Regions from separate parts of the Homo sapiens genome. Here region 1 is linked to region 2. Evidence: read pairs that join two places in POLR2A ChIA-PET (ENCODE). Cell type or tissue: OCI-LY7. All regions are shown on one strand. Each heading gives the region's core, and the rest is flanking DNA. Links, peaks and the distances in the headings are about the cores only. Region 1 holds the start of LOC105378483 (a long non-coding RNA gene). Region 2 holds the start of LOC124902499 (a long non-coding RNA gene).

Region 1 (7,335 bases), core at 2,019-6,018, 290 kb after region 2:
CTGTCGGCCACGTGATTCCGCGCTGTTTAAAAAAGCGGACCTCGCGCGCACTGTGCTAGCCTTGGAACACATGGAATGCTGGTGATTCTTGGAATTCTGTGTGCGGAGTCACTGCTGCCCCTTTGTTATCGCTCTCCATAGGAACGTTTACAATCTTAGCACGCCCCAAGCTGGTTACGAATTGCCCACTCGGAGGACAACCCCGAAGGGATTTGTCAATGCTCGAAAATTTGTTTTAATAATGTGATGATTAATTCCGTCGGGAACTGTTTCTGTTCTACCATCTGCTATAAATCTAGGCAGATCTGTACAATTGCAACAAAGATTTAGGTAAGGCTGAAAGCTTTTAATCCACTTTAAAAACAAAAGAAAACAGCCTGAAAGATACTAGGTGCTAGTGGCAACCCTAGGTCTGTCTGATCCTTGTCAGTCTTGGGAGAAAAACATCATTTGTTTAGAAAATGAATCTCTGGGCTGCTCTGAAATTACTTGCTGGGAAGAGAACAAAATAACTACCCAAATCATCCCCAGCCCCACCCCCGCCCGCTGCTGGAGACAATTCTGGCCCTAATTATTTCTAGATTGAACTATTTTTAGTAGCCTCCTAACTGCCTCTGCTAACCAGGGTATCTCCCTAGGAGTCCTTTATCTGGAGCCCGGATCAAATCCTATCCAGCCCTTGGTTTAAAAAAATAAATAGGCCTGGTCGAGTGGCTCAAGCGTGTAATCCCAGCACTTTGGGAGGCTGAGGGGGGAGGATCACCTGAGGTCACGAGTTCAAGACCAGCCTGGCCAGCATGGCGAAACCCCCGTCTCTACTCGAAATACAAAAATTAGCTGGGCGTCGTGGCGGGTGCCTGTAATCCCAGTTAGTCGGGAGGCTGGGGCAGGAGAATTGCTTGAATCCAGGAGGCAGAGGTTGCAGTGAGCCAAGATCGCGCCACTGCACTCCAGCCTGGGCAACAGAGCGAGACTGTCTCAAAATAAATTAAATAAATATGTAAGCATTTTCTTTTCTTTATTTCTAACTTTTTTTTTTTTTTTTGACAGGATCTTGCTCTGTCACCCAGGGTGGAGCTGGAGCATAGTGGCTCGGTCATGGTTCACTGCAGCCTCAAACTCCTGGGTTCAAGCCATCCTCCCACCTCAGCCTACAGGCTGTGGCCACCAAGCCCAGCTTTTTTTTGTTTTTGTAGAGACCAGGTCTCCTTATGTTGCCCAGGCTGGTCTCTAACTTCTGGCCTCAAGCGATCCTCCCACCTCTGCCTCCCTAAATGCTGGGATTACAGGAATGAGCCACTGCACTCAATCTAAACATTTTACTTCTAGATTTTAGTTGTATTATTTAAAGCTTAGGACAGGTATGGTGGTTCACGCCTGTAATCCCAGCACTTTGGGAGGCCCAGGTGGGTGGATCACTTGAGGTCAGGAGTTTCAGAACAGTCTGGCCAACGTGGCAGATAGGATTATCTTATACATCCTGTTTGTAATTCTAAATATGATGGAGTTTTATCATCTTCATTTTATAGACTAGGAAGTGGAGGCTCAGCATGGCAAAACTCCGTCTCTACTAAAAATACAAAAATTAGCTGGGCGTGGTGCAGACGCCTGTAATCTCAGCTACTCAGGAAGCTGAGGCAGGAGAATCACTTGAACCCAGGAGGCAGAGGTTGCAGTGAGCCGAGACTGACACTGCACTCCAGCCTGGGTGATGGAGCGAGACTCTGTCTCAAAAAAAAAAATTCTAAGCCTCCACTTCCTAGTCTATAAAATGAAGATGATAAAACTCCATCATATTTAGAATTACAAACAGGATGTATAAGATAATCCTATCTACCTAAAATTGTTTATACATATGTAGGCAAAATATGAAAAGATGGTGACTAAAACATTTGAATGGCTTTCACAGTGATGGGAGTTTTACTTTCTTCCTTAGGCTTTTCCATATTAAATGAAGCTTATACAATTAGCTTATATAATTTATATAGGCAGAAAAAAAGATCAGCGAAAAACCTAAAATAATCAAAAGGTGATTTTGAGAATGTAATGCTTTTATTTATATTTATGTATTTATTGTCTATCTCTGCACGAATATAAATCCAAGAGAGAAGGGACTTCATTTTGTTCCTGCTGTTACTTAGTAACTAATTCACAGAAAGTACTCAGTATATATTTATGAGTGAAAAATGCACAGAAGCAAAGTACTTACCACCGTGCAGGGCTTACATATGCCAGCTACTGGTGTTTAAAAGCTCCCTATGTCCCCATTCCACCCACCTTTCATCCCCCTTAGGAGCATCATTCTCTTCTGGTAAGTACGTAGGAGTCGAACATATTGATCTCCTTTAGCCAGGATAAATAGTTATTCAAACCTATGAACTATCTGGAAGCAAAGGGACATTCCTGAAAGAAATTGCCACCATAAAGCAGAATGCCAGCCGCACAGTGCCTACTAGCTCATAGCTAAACAACGGAGAACTGCAGCCTTGAAACAGTGCCCCAAAGAGTTAAAGAAGTCTGTGACTAACAAATTCTTGAGTTTGCAGGATAGCAGATGAGAAAAGAAACAACTTGCTGAAACTCCCTCCACTTGTAATATTAAAAAACTGACTGAAATTGCTTGCAATCAACATGACTAACTGGAGTTTGTGCAGAATGGTTTGCTAACATCACAGCCTGAATTTCCAGTGCATGGTTCATACAAACTCCCCGAGTTTGACATATGATCCATGTGGTGGCATGAAGAGGTAACTGTGCATGCCTCAGCACTTTCTAGACCTCCGCTTTCCTTCCGCCAATCACCTACTAATCCCAGAATCCACCCATGAATTTTTTTCTAATAAAATTACTGCTTTAAACCTAGCACAGAGAGACAGATTCGAGCTGGATTCCTGTCTTTTTAGTCAACTTGCAATAAAAAGCTTTTCTTTTCTCAAAAACCCGGTATCATAGTATTGGCTTCTAGCACATCAAGCACTGAGCCCTTTTTGCTTGGTAACATCATTTTACATCTAAACATCCCATTAACAACACATGGCATCACCTCCTCAGTGTTTTTATTTCTCTCCCCCAACCCCACCTCAGATTGATTCAGCATGATCACTTAGACACACTGGAGTGGGAGGAGGGGAAAAAGAGACACTAATCATAAGTCTCTTTAAGAAGGGAGTCTCTAATGCTCAAAGCACAGACACACAACAATCATAATCCCGTATATTTGTGTAGCTCCTCACCCAGCTTCAAAGTGCTATCATGTGTATGGTCTGTCTTAGATTTTTCTCACTGATGCTGTGAGGAGCAAGGGTACTTATTTTGCATTGGGTTGGAAACCCAAGGGTCTTATGCTGACTCCATTTGACAAATTCCATGAGTTGGGACATGTCATTTTACCATGTGACTTTCTGTAGATAAAATGGGAATATTCTCTGCCTTTCCAGGCAGCAAAGATGCAGATAGACATTTGCCCCAACAGTCAGTGGTCAGACTTTGGGAGAGCCGGGTCACATCCTGGCTCTATCACTTGCTGATGTATGACCTGGGGAAGATTAACCTCCTGAAGCCTGTTTCCTCATCTATAAGTAAAGATTTTAATGATATCTATGGAAATTTCCTTGCAGGTAAATTAGGATGATTTATTTAAAATAACTGGCACAAGACATAGTGTTAGCTATTTTTGTTATTAGTTCATAGCCAAACTTGTAGTCAGCAAATCCCTGGGAAAAGACAGCAAAGAGCTAAACTGAAAGATCAAAATGCCAGGAGAAAACTGACCAAACACTCTGGGACCACCTCACCCCCCATTATTCATTCATTCATTGAACAGATATTTACTGATTACCTCTAGCATGAATGTGTCCTAATAGCGTTGAGGAGAAAGAAACTTTTCCTCTGCCCTTTTATGTTTATGGGTGAGGTGTGGAGTGGGGGGAATCCATGAACATAAGAGGACAGGAGCTTAAGGCTTGGCGGCGATCGCCTGTAGTCCCAGCTACTCCGGAGGCTGAGGTGGGAGGACGGCTTGAACCTAGGCGTTCAAGGCTGCAGTGAATCATGACTGTGCCACTGCACTCCAGCCTGGATGACACACTAGCAAAAGAAAAAGCAGATTTTAATCACATACGTACATGTGGGAGTTCACAAAGAAATGTGACTCAAAAGGGCAGTTACAATTTGGGGCTTATATAACCCAAATGGAGTTTGAGACCAGCCTAGCCAACATGGCAAAACCCCATCTCTGCTAAAAATACAAAAATTACCCAGGCATGGTGGCCTGCAACTGTAATCCCAGCTACTAGGGAGACTGAGGCAGGAGAATTGCTTGAATCTAGGAGGCGGAGGTTGCAGTGAGTTAAGATCACACCACTGCACTTCAGCCTGGGTGACAGAGTGAGACTCCATCTCAAAAAAGAGAAAAAAATCCATTTTGACTGTGTGCTCATTGGTCAGGGAAATTGCCGCAGGATGGGTTTATGGACCTAGTGCAACGAATGTGAAACAGACTTGAGCCAGGACTTCATGTATCACCTGGCCTTTGTACACCTCCACTGGATCAGGGGAGCCATAAACATGTTTGAGCTCAGTGTCAGCTCAGATCCTATGTCCAACAGCACTCAAAAGATCTGGGTGTTCCCCTTTTCCTAGGGTTCAGTTACTCTGTTAAGTTTTAGGGTCAGATTGAAAGAAATGATACTGAATATACCCAAGGAGAAAATACACCTTCCTTGGGACTCAGCTTCCCCTTCAGTTGATGGGCTGTGGTGTGAGATCTGCCTCCCGTACATAAACTGGATGAGGGGTTGAGACTTTCCATTGCAGGGACTGACATCAGCTTGTGCTCGCTCAAGCCTAATCTAATTTGGTATGTAAGTGAAGATGTACACACCGTCACTGGCTGCCAACTTATCTTACTCCTAGAACAACATGGTCTATGAACCATAGCCACAAACCCCTATGGGTTATAGACTTAAACACGTCCTAAGACAAAATTATAATGAATTTAGTTTAAAGATCTTAATTGGCTTTACTTGTGATTCTAGAATCAAGCAACACCTCATTCTATGAAAAAGAATGCACATTCTGGTGAGTTGAGCAGAAGATCATGGCTTTCTAGATAGAAAAGGGCTGAGGAAAGCAGACAGAAAACAAAACACAGCTGTTTCAAAGTTGCTCTCCTTGTAAAGGTTAAAGCAGAGGAAGCTTCCTCATCATGCTGGCTAAAACAGGCCTATTTGGGAATTTGGCTATTTTCTCTCTCTCTTGATTTCTTGAAAGTTCAGATAAACAACTTAGTTTTGGCATGGTGTTGTGGAACTTCAATATGAGTAAATCCATTTTGGTTTGGTCTGTTGGGTCTAGTGCAGGAGCTCCATGAAAACCAATGACTTTCTATAAATTTTATTTAGCAAACCTAGGAGCTAAAACTACAAGACCCCCAGATGGAAACATAGGAGTAAATCGTTGTGACCTTGTGTTGGCAGTGGTTTCTGTAATGCATTGCCAAAGCAAAGTAACACACACAAAGATTAATTGTACTTCCTCAAAACTGTTGTTCACTAACAGAAGTGAAAAGATATAGACTGGGAGAAAATATTTGCAAATTGTATACCTGACAATTTACGTGTGTGTGTGTGTGTGTGTGTGTGTGTGTGTGTGTGTGTGTATATATATATCCAAAATATATAAAGAACTCTCACAACTCAACAATAAAAGACAAACAACCCACTTTAAAAATGGGCAAAAGATTTGAATACACATTTCTCCAAAGAAGATAAACAAATGGCCAATAAACGTGTGAAAAGATGCTCGACATCATTAGTCATCAGAGGAATGTCAATCAAAACCACAGTCAGATACCACTTCATACCCACTAGGATGGCTAAAATAAAAAGGCAGACAATAACAGGTGTTGGCTGGGATATGGAGAAATTGAAAGCCTCGTATGTTGCTGGTGGGATTGTAAGATGATGCAGCCACTTTGGAAAACATTTAGGCACTTTCCAGAATAGGAAAATCCACAGAGACAGAAAACAGTTCAGTGGCTGCCTGGGGCTGGGGATTGGAAGGGAAGGTTTGAAAATGGAGTACAGGTTTGTTTTTTAGGGGAGGAAAGGGAGTGTTGAAAATATCCTAAAATTATATTGTAATGATGGTTGCATGACTTCTTGAATATAGTGAAAATAACAACTCCATATTTTAAATGGGTAAATTTTATTGTATGTGAAATATATCTTAATAAAGCTGGAAAAACCTAGGAAAATATTTCAACAGTGAATCTTTGAACCATACCGATACTTAGACCATGTACAGATGATAATGTGTAGATTATCTAAGTCATTCTTGAACTATTTCATAAAATATAACAGTGCTGTATATAATTGAAATACATCATAATTTCAAATGTGCTATTGAAATCTCAGGTTTAGATCGTCTTTACACAAAGCTTCAGCTATTTAGATTAATGCAGAAATCCAAATTCTGGCATAGATTCAAATATGCCAGGTTCCAGATTCCCAATTTTTCACTCAGTAGTAACTGTATCACTAGAAAGTTAAACACAAAACTACATTATTTAACAGTAACGTAAGCTGATACATTTTCTGGTTTAAATTATCTTTTATAATTTAAAAGATATTTAATACAAAATCCCTAAATCTAGTATAAGTATTTTTGGGAGAAAGCAATGAAATGCAAAAAACAAGTTACTAGGAAAAGGGAGGTTTGGCCAGGCATAGTGGCTCATGCCTGTAATCCCAGCACTTTGGGAGGCCAAGGTGGGTGGATCACGAGGTCAAGAGATCGAGACCATCCTGGCCAACATGGTGAATACCCATCTCTACTAAAAATATAAAAATTAGCTGGGCATGCTGGTGCACACCTGTAGTCCCAGCTACTCAGGAGGCTGAGGCAGGAGAATCGCTTGAGCCCGGGAGGCAGAGGTTGCAGTGAGCCGAGATCGTGCCACTGCACTCCAGCCTAGGCAACAAGAGCAAGACTCCATCTCAAAAAAGAAAAAAAAAAAAAAAAAGAGACGTGAACTACAGACACATGCCGTGACGTGGCTGAATCTCCAAAATATTATATTGAGTGTGGCCGGGGGCGGTAACTCATGCCTGTAATCCGAACACTTAGGGATGGAGAGGTGTAAGGAACGCTTGAGCCCAGAAGTTTGACACCAGCCTGGGCAACATTGCAAGACCCCATTCTCCACAAAAAGGAAAAAATATATGTATTCTACTGAGTGAAAACAGCTTTCCCCTGATGAATACACACTGTGTAATTCTATGTATATGAAGTTCTTGAACAGGTGAAAAGCATCTATGGTGGAAAAAAATCAAC
Region 2 (7,335 bases), core at 1,320-5,319:
TTTGACATCAGTTCCCCACTGGACTGTGGCCTTCTGAAAGGCAAAAACCTTGCCCCTGCATCAGGCTTATTGTAGGCAGGTGGTTGTCAATAAATGTTTGGTGAAAGACTAAAGGAACTAATAAGATTTCTATTTTCTGTACAAGAGCCTGTCTGAGGCTGCCCACAGAGTTTTACTTCCTGGTTTAGCCCGGCAGATGCCTACCTGTCATTTGCTAGGTGTGTGTGGAGTTACTCAGGAGAATGAACTGCAATAAGCTGTCCTCAGCACTTGCAGCTCATGCTTGAGTTTGCTGTGAATTTGCCAGAAGGTGAACTGTGGCCATCTGTAGAGGCCTCCCAGGAATGGCGGGAAGCTGAAGCCCTCCAGGGACCGCAGCCATGCTGGATCCCAGGCAGAACGCGCAGGCTGACACTCCAGCTGTCCCAGCCTGAGGCAGAACTGATGCTTCTACATCAGCCCAGGGGCTAGGCCCAATAGCCCCAGAGCTGTTCCTGCCCTCCCTGAGTCTGCTTCTCTGGGGTGAGGCCTGGTTCAGAGGAAGAGCTGACAAAAATAAAACCAGAGTGACAACGTGCTGTGCAGGAAGTTGCAAGTCTGAGAGCCAGAACAGAACACAGGTACCTAGGTGACATACCACAAGAAAAGTTGCCTGAAGAGCAGACCATAGAACAAAACCCCGACTGTATTTGCATTTGTGGCCTTCTTCTTTTAGGAGTCAAGCCAACAATGCCTACTGTTGTCAAGCAGATCTAAGCCCAGGGTGGACCTCTGGCACTAACCAGCAGGTTGAGTTTAAACAAGAAGCCTCTCTGAGCCTCACTTTCCTTGTCTGAGAGCCACTGGGAGAATTATAGAAAAAACATATACTAAAGGATCAAGCATTTCTAAAATAAATATGTGTCTTTCCTTCCTGTACTATTGAGCACTGTTGAAGGTGAGAAAGACAAGGCTTCCACAATCTTACCGTAGAGAAGCATGTACACCACATATATATATATACACATAATACACATACATCACACACACATATACATACATGCCATACACCACACACATACATACATGCCATACACCACACACATACACCCCCATACACACCACATAGATACACACACACCCCCATACACATGCTAAGTTTAGAACATTTATGAAGCAACAGCTCTAGCAACAACTGAAGAATTTCACAGTTCTTCCATTGGCTGCTTCCTAACTAGAAACAGATTGCCTTACCCCCAGCTGTTTCTGGGCCAAAGTTCCTCTAAATGTGGGTTTACTCCTGGTAATTTCGTTTCCTTTTCTCAGTTAACAGTCATGTGACACCATTGCCTGGGTGTCCTCTGCAGCCCTGGCCTTTTATCAGTTCATAAATCCAGAAACAGAAGGAATGCTTACAAAAATGTATGTGGACTCCACCATTTATTGAGTGACTGCTGTGTGCCTGCGTACTCCTTGGTCTCTGATCCTCATCACATCCAGCAAGATACTGCTATTATCCCCCTCACACAACAAATGAGGAAATTAAGGTTCAGAAAGGTCAAAAAAATCGCCCAAGGCCTCACAAGCAGTAAAGGGCAGGCTTGAGATTTGAAATTAGCCTGAGCTGTTTCAACACAAAACTCAATTCCAGCTCTTAAGGAGTTCCCAATCTACTGCCCTAAATACTGCCGAGGCCATTTCCCTCTCGAGTTTCCACTTGGGTCCTTCTTGGCCTGAGCTCCCTCTCCTCCCCTTTTCCCTCTGGGAGCAGACTCCTGCTGGCAAAAGGCTGGTGGTCTCCACTTCCCTTGCCTCCTGCCAGTGTAGGCAATGCAAACTTCTCACTGGAAAACACCATGCCTTCTGGACAAAGGCTCTGTGTGATGTTCTAGGACCTGCCCGACAGGCCTTCTGTGAAAAGACCCAGCTGGGGTAGCTGTGCTGCCAGGCCTTGGATGGGCAGAGTTCATAAACAGCTTCTCCAGCCATGGAGCTCCAAATGCACCCAAGCCAGGTGCTGCCTACCTCAGTGTCCAACCAGCCCCAGGGCTTGGCCAGACAGAGTCCTGTTCTGGGAAACCAGCAGGGCAGCTGGATGTTCAGGGGCGGAGGCTGTAGGTGGGCTCCTTCACAACAGAAAATAAGCTTCTGAGTCAGGCAGACCCTGCTTTAAATCCCTTTAAATCTACCACCTTCTACCTTCCTGACATTAGGAAAGTGGCTTCTAGCCGGGCGCGGTGCCTCATGCCTGTAATCCCAACATTTTGGGAGGCCGAGGCAGGTGGATCATGAGGTCAGGAGTTCAAGACCAGCCTGGCCAACATGATGAAACCTTGTCTCTACTAAAAATACAAAAATTAGCTGGGCGTGGTGGCACATGCCTGTAATCCCAGCTACTCAGGAGGCTGAGGTAGGAGAATTGCTTGAATCTAGGAGGCAGAGGTTACAGTGAGCTGAGATCATTTCACTGCACTCCAGCCTGGGCAACAGAGCAAGAGTCCATCACAAAAAAAAAAAAAAAAAAAAAAAAGAGAAAGTGACTTCTGCTGCCAGAGCCTCAGCTCCCTCACCTATAGATGAAACTCATAACATCTACTGTCCCTAGCCCAACACTTGGATCTCAGTCTCTTCATCTCCTGAAATAGAAGAGTTGGACCACATGACCTTGAGATTACTATCTGAAACACTTCCTATGCAGGCTGGGGTGAAGGTGTCCTTCCTGCTCCTGGGTTCAGTGAGGAATTTAGATGTCTTTCTCAAGGTAAGTTCATCCCTGTGGGAGAGTCCCTGGTTTAATTCAATAAATTTTATTGGGCACCCCATAATGCATACCATACTAAAGCTTCAACGTACAAAGATAAACAAGCATAGGCCCTGCCCTTAAGGAACTGATAGACTAGGCCAGCAGGAATGATAAGACTCATAAAAACAACCATTGTACATAGTGGAAAGTGATAAGTGCACAAGGAGGGGTACAGATAAAAGACCAGGAAGGTTGAGAGCAGGCAGAGGGTGACTCTGGGCTGGGAGGGAGCTAAAGATGTGGCCAGTCCATAAAGAGTCTTGAATGAGTTTGGACTTTATAGGGCCAACTGTTGAAAGCTCTTAAAGGTTTCTGACCAGGCAGTGGGCAGATCAGAGCCATGGGGGCTGGAGCTTTTTGTTAGTCTTCTACCATCTGGAGTAGTCAGACCGTAGAATTTCTAAAAGGGAAAGGGCCCTTTTCCACCATTTTCACAAGGGTTTTGTTCCCTGGATGAAACCGTTCAAGATTTGCATAAAATGTGCAGCTGTCAATGGCTGCCCTTTGTTCTGGCCCTGAATCTTCTGCAGCATGATGCCTACTGTCTTTCTTCTCTGTGCCCTCTCACCCAGCTGTCTCCCTGCATGAAAGACAAGAGAATGAGGCACATGGGGCAGGAGGCCGGCACCCAGCTCAGGGAAACAGTCCTGCCTCAACAAAGTCCCCTGGGACCTTTGCTGCCGTACCGCCTTGCCTTGGCCCAGGTCCCAGGATTATGGGAGAGAGTTGGCCTGTTGAGGAGAGAATGTGTCAGTGAGTTGCAGTGCCTTGAGTCTCCTGAGACGTGTGCGTGTGTGTGTTCAGGACTAGGTGTTTTGCAGCTGATTTCAATCTAGGTCAGAATTGTGCAACCCTCAGCACGTTGCTATCTAGAGAAGATAAGCTTGAACAATCCCTTCCAGGACCAGCAGCGATAAACTACGGCTCTGAATGTAAACACAGCTGTTTGGCAAGCTCTAATTTCTGGAAATGAAGGGGCCTGCTGCATTAGCAGAAGGGATCCAGGTGTATCATGGAGTTGTTTAAACCTCCCAGAGGGGCTACTGCTGACCCTCTCTTCTGAAGAAAAGTCCAGGAGAGGTGCTGGTGAGCTTTGCCCCAGTCACGCTTCTACCACTTGGCTCATCCAAGCCAAAACTGACAGGGCCATGGATGGAGGAAGACACCCACTCACTTGCCATGTGGCCTTGACTGAGTCATCTTGTCTTATTGGCATCCATGTCCCCATCCGTAAAATGGAGCTAGTGCAGTAAAACCACATCAGTGTGAAAGCAAAGAAAATCTCAAAAGACCTGTGAACGAGCAGAAGAAATGACCTCTCTTATCAGTCTATCCCCTTTACTCAGATAAAAATCCCTTAGAGCTCCTCCTGGAGCCTGTGTTTTCTTGGTTGTTTTTTTTTTTTTTTAACTTTTTTTTTTTTTTATACTTTAAGTTTTAGGGTACATGTGCACATTGTGCAGGTTAGTTACATATGTATACATGTGCCATGCTGGTGCGCTGCACCCACTAACTCGTCATCTAGCATTAGGTATATCTCCCAATGCTATCCCTTCCCCCTTCCCCCTCCCCCCACCCCACCACAGTCCCCAGACCAGAGTGTGATATTCCCCTTCCTGTGTCCATGTGATCTCATTGTTCAATTCCCACCTATGAGTGAGAATATGCGGTGTTTGGTTTTTTGTTCTTGCGATAGTATACTGAGAATGATGGCTTCCAATTTCATCCATGTCCCTACAAAGGACATGAACTCATCATTTTTTATGGCTGCATAGTATTCCATGGTGTATATGTGCCACATTTTCTTAATCCAGTCTATCATTGTTGGACATTTGGGTTGGTTCCAAGTCTTTGCTATTGTGAATAATGCCGCAATAAACATACGTGTGCATGTGTCTTTATAGCAGTATGATTTATAGTCATTTGGGTATATACCCAGTAATGGGATGGCTGGGTCAAACGGTATTTCTAGTTCTAGATCCCTGAGGAATCGCCACACTGACTTCCACAATGGTTGAACTAGTTTACAGTCCCACCAACAGTGTAAAAGTGTTCCTATTTCTCCACATCCTCTCCAGCACCTGTTGTTTCCTGACTTTTTAATGATTGCCATTCTAACTGGTGTGAGATGATATCTCATAGTGGTTTTGATTTGCATTTCTCTGATGGCCAGTGATGATGAGCATTTTTTCATGTGTTTTTTGGCTACATAAATGTCTTCTTTTGAGAAGTGTCTGTTCATGTCCTTCGCCCACTTTTTGATGGGGTTGTTTGTTTTTTTCTTGTAAATTTGTTTGAGTTCATTGTAGATTCTGGATATTAGCCCTTTGTCAGATGAGTAGGTTGCGAAAATTTTCTCCCATGTTGTAGGTTGCCTGTTCATGTTGAGAATATGCTTGGTTTTCTGGCTTCCGAGCCTATCATAGATGACAAACAATTGATGAGCAGGAAGTTCAGCTGCTAGAGATAGGCACACTGATTGCTGATAGAAACATAAAAAAGCAGAGAGAGAGCAAGGAAATGGAAAGAAAAACTGTAGGGCAGAAGCAAGATCTTCCAAAGCAATGGGAACCGTTTAGTACTAGGGCAAAGGCATTTACACGTGGCAGTATCTACAAAGCCATCTGCCTAGGAGCCTGGTATGACAATTGATGCTTACAAAGGCTTTCCAAGGAAATTTCAAATGATTGTACTCTGTAACTACTGTTTAACAAGGCAGGGCTTTACCGAATGTTATTTTAGGAAAATTTTCTTACAAATGTTTCTAGTAAATAAAGTTTTGGTGCTTAAGGGGGAAACTTTTCAATATCTTGAAATTTCATATATGGGAAAATACATAACTCTTTCACGAGTGCTCTGGAGGACACAATTATACCTGTTCTCTGCATGCCAGAGTTTTGTCCAAGGATCAAATCAAATAATAGAGATGCTATTGTACTGAAAATGTATAAAACACTACCCAAATTAACCACTAGGACAGTGAGGAGCAGTCACTTTGGTCTGGAATTCTTCTTTCTTTCTTTTTTTGAGACAGAGTTTTGCTATTGTCATCCAGGCTAGAGTGCAGTGGTGCGATCTTGGCTCACTGCAACCTCTGCCTCCCGGGTTCAAACTATTCTCCTTCCTCAGCCTCCCAAGTAGCTGGGATTACAGGCATGCACCAACACACCCAGCGAATGTTGTACTTTTAGTAGAGATAGGGTTTCACCATATTGGCCATGGTTGGTCTCGAACTCCTGACCTCAGGTTATCCACTGGCCTTGGCCTCCCAAAGTGCTGGGATTACAGGCATGAGCCACCATGCCCGGCTGGTGTTGAATTATTCTTGAAGACTTCTTAGAAATGATACTAACAAACATGCTTGTTGATGAGTTGGCCTGGAACGTAAATTCATTATGCCTTCACTTGTATTTAGAGTGTGAACTTTTCCCAACACAGATGCCACACCCACTGTGGGAGGCGCTAAAAGGGGGAATTGGGAAATAAAATTTGCAATCAGAAGAAATGTCTTTGTTCAGTGAGTGGAGCTGTTATCTTCACATCGGGGTAAACACTGTGGGCTTGTAGAGAAATGCAACCCATTGAGCTACACACCTCTGTCTGGGACTCACTGTGCCCTGGGATAAGGAGAGGCACCCAAGAAGCATGGGGCTGCCCTCAAGGAGCTTACGGTCTGGTGCTTTTCAAGGCCACCAAGGTGGCTGCCCAATATGAGATATCGACAATAGCAGCCCTCCTGACACTTTTTTCTTTAAATACATTTCACTACACAAATCATAATTGTTTATGTAGAAAAAGAAAATATAGGTGATAAGATGAAAAAGTTAATATCTGCAACCCATCACATAGAAATAACCAGTATTAACATTCTAGTTAATAATCAACATTAACAAATTGTAGAATTGTTTATATAAGTGAGTACAATAATGGGATCATATTTGATATTGACCTCTTTTACTCAAAAATGAGCCCCCCCAGTACATTTAGAGTGATGAGAGAAGACAACCTCAGAAACACATCCTGTATGCTGAGAATATAAATTCTTCATCTATTCCAAATGTAAATTTCTGATATACTAAAGATGCAATTATAAATATATGGAGCCATAAAAGTATTATAAGCAAACAGAGGAAAATAATTACATAACATCAGCATGGGGAGACTGCTTACACAAGACAGGAAACCCAGAAGCCATGAAGAAAACTATTATAGATTTGAATATTGAAACATTTTAAACTTCCACATGATGAAAGACAGCACAAAGTTTAAAAAAATGATAGACCTAGGTAAAATATTTGCAACACTTAAAACATGAAAGATTAATATTCCTAATATCAAACACAGACCTCTGGCAGTTCAGTACCTGCTTCAGACCCTGATACTCACCCCTGGGAGCTTCAAAACACAGTGTCTTTTCTCTCTGCCAACAGATGTTTATGCTTAATGTACAAAAAGTGCCTATAAGTAAGAACAACTCAAACATCCAAATAGATAAATAGGAAAGAAATATAAACAAAGAATTCACAGAGGAAAGGCAAATGGCCCATAAACAT

The links. ChIA-PET counts read pairs that join two places held together with the same protein. Peaks named below come from ENCODE experiments on the same cell type or tissue, not always from the same donor. Only the 100,000 strongest peaks of a DNase experiment are listed, where the experiment ranks them.
Region 1: POLR2A ChIA-PET joins it to region 2 with 7 read pairs; 2 of 35 experiments call an interaction of 5 or more read pairs at or near these places.

What each region holds. Positions count from the first base shown.
Region 1 is chr10:110,560,028-110,567,362 of GRCh38, reverse strand. It overlaps LOC105378483 (a long non-coding RNA gene), which reads left to right and starts at 55. Exons shown (of 2, transcript XR_946318.2): 1 at 55-330; 2 at 2,350-2,862. RefSeq lists an enhancer at 663-1,365. In OCI-LY7, for the core only: no CTCF peak of the experiment used is centred there; no DNase peak of the experiment used is centred there.
Region 2 is chr10:110,854,041-110,861,375 of GRCh38, reverse strand. LOC124902499 (a long non-coding RNA gene) reads left to right here and starts at 2,519. Exons shown (of 2, transcript XR_007062287.1): 1 at 2,519-2,740. LOC124902500 (a long non-coding RNA gene) reads right to left here and starts at 837. Exons shown (of 2, transcript XR_007062288.1): 1 at 205-837. RefSeq lists a silencer at 1-14, enhancers at 295-604, 875-1,004, 1,502-2,001, 3,287-3,416, 3,457-3,586 and a cis regulatory region at 3,422-3,791. In OCI-LY7, for the core only: no CTCF peak of the experiment used is centred there; DNase peaks (open chromatin) are centred at 2,641 and 3,625; H3K4me3 peaks cover 1,853 bases; H3K27ac peaks cover 2,833 bases.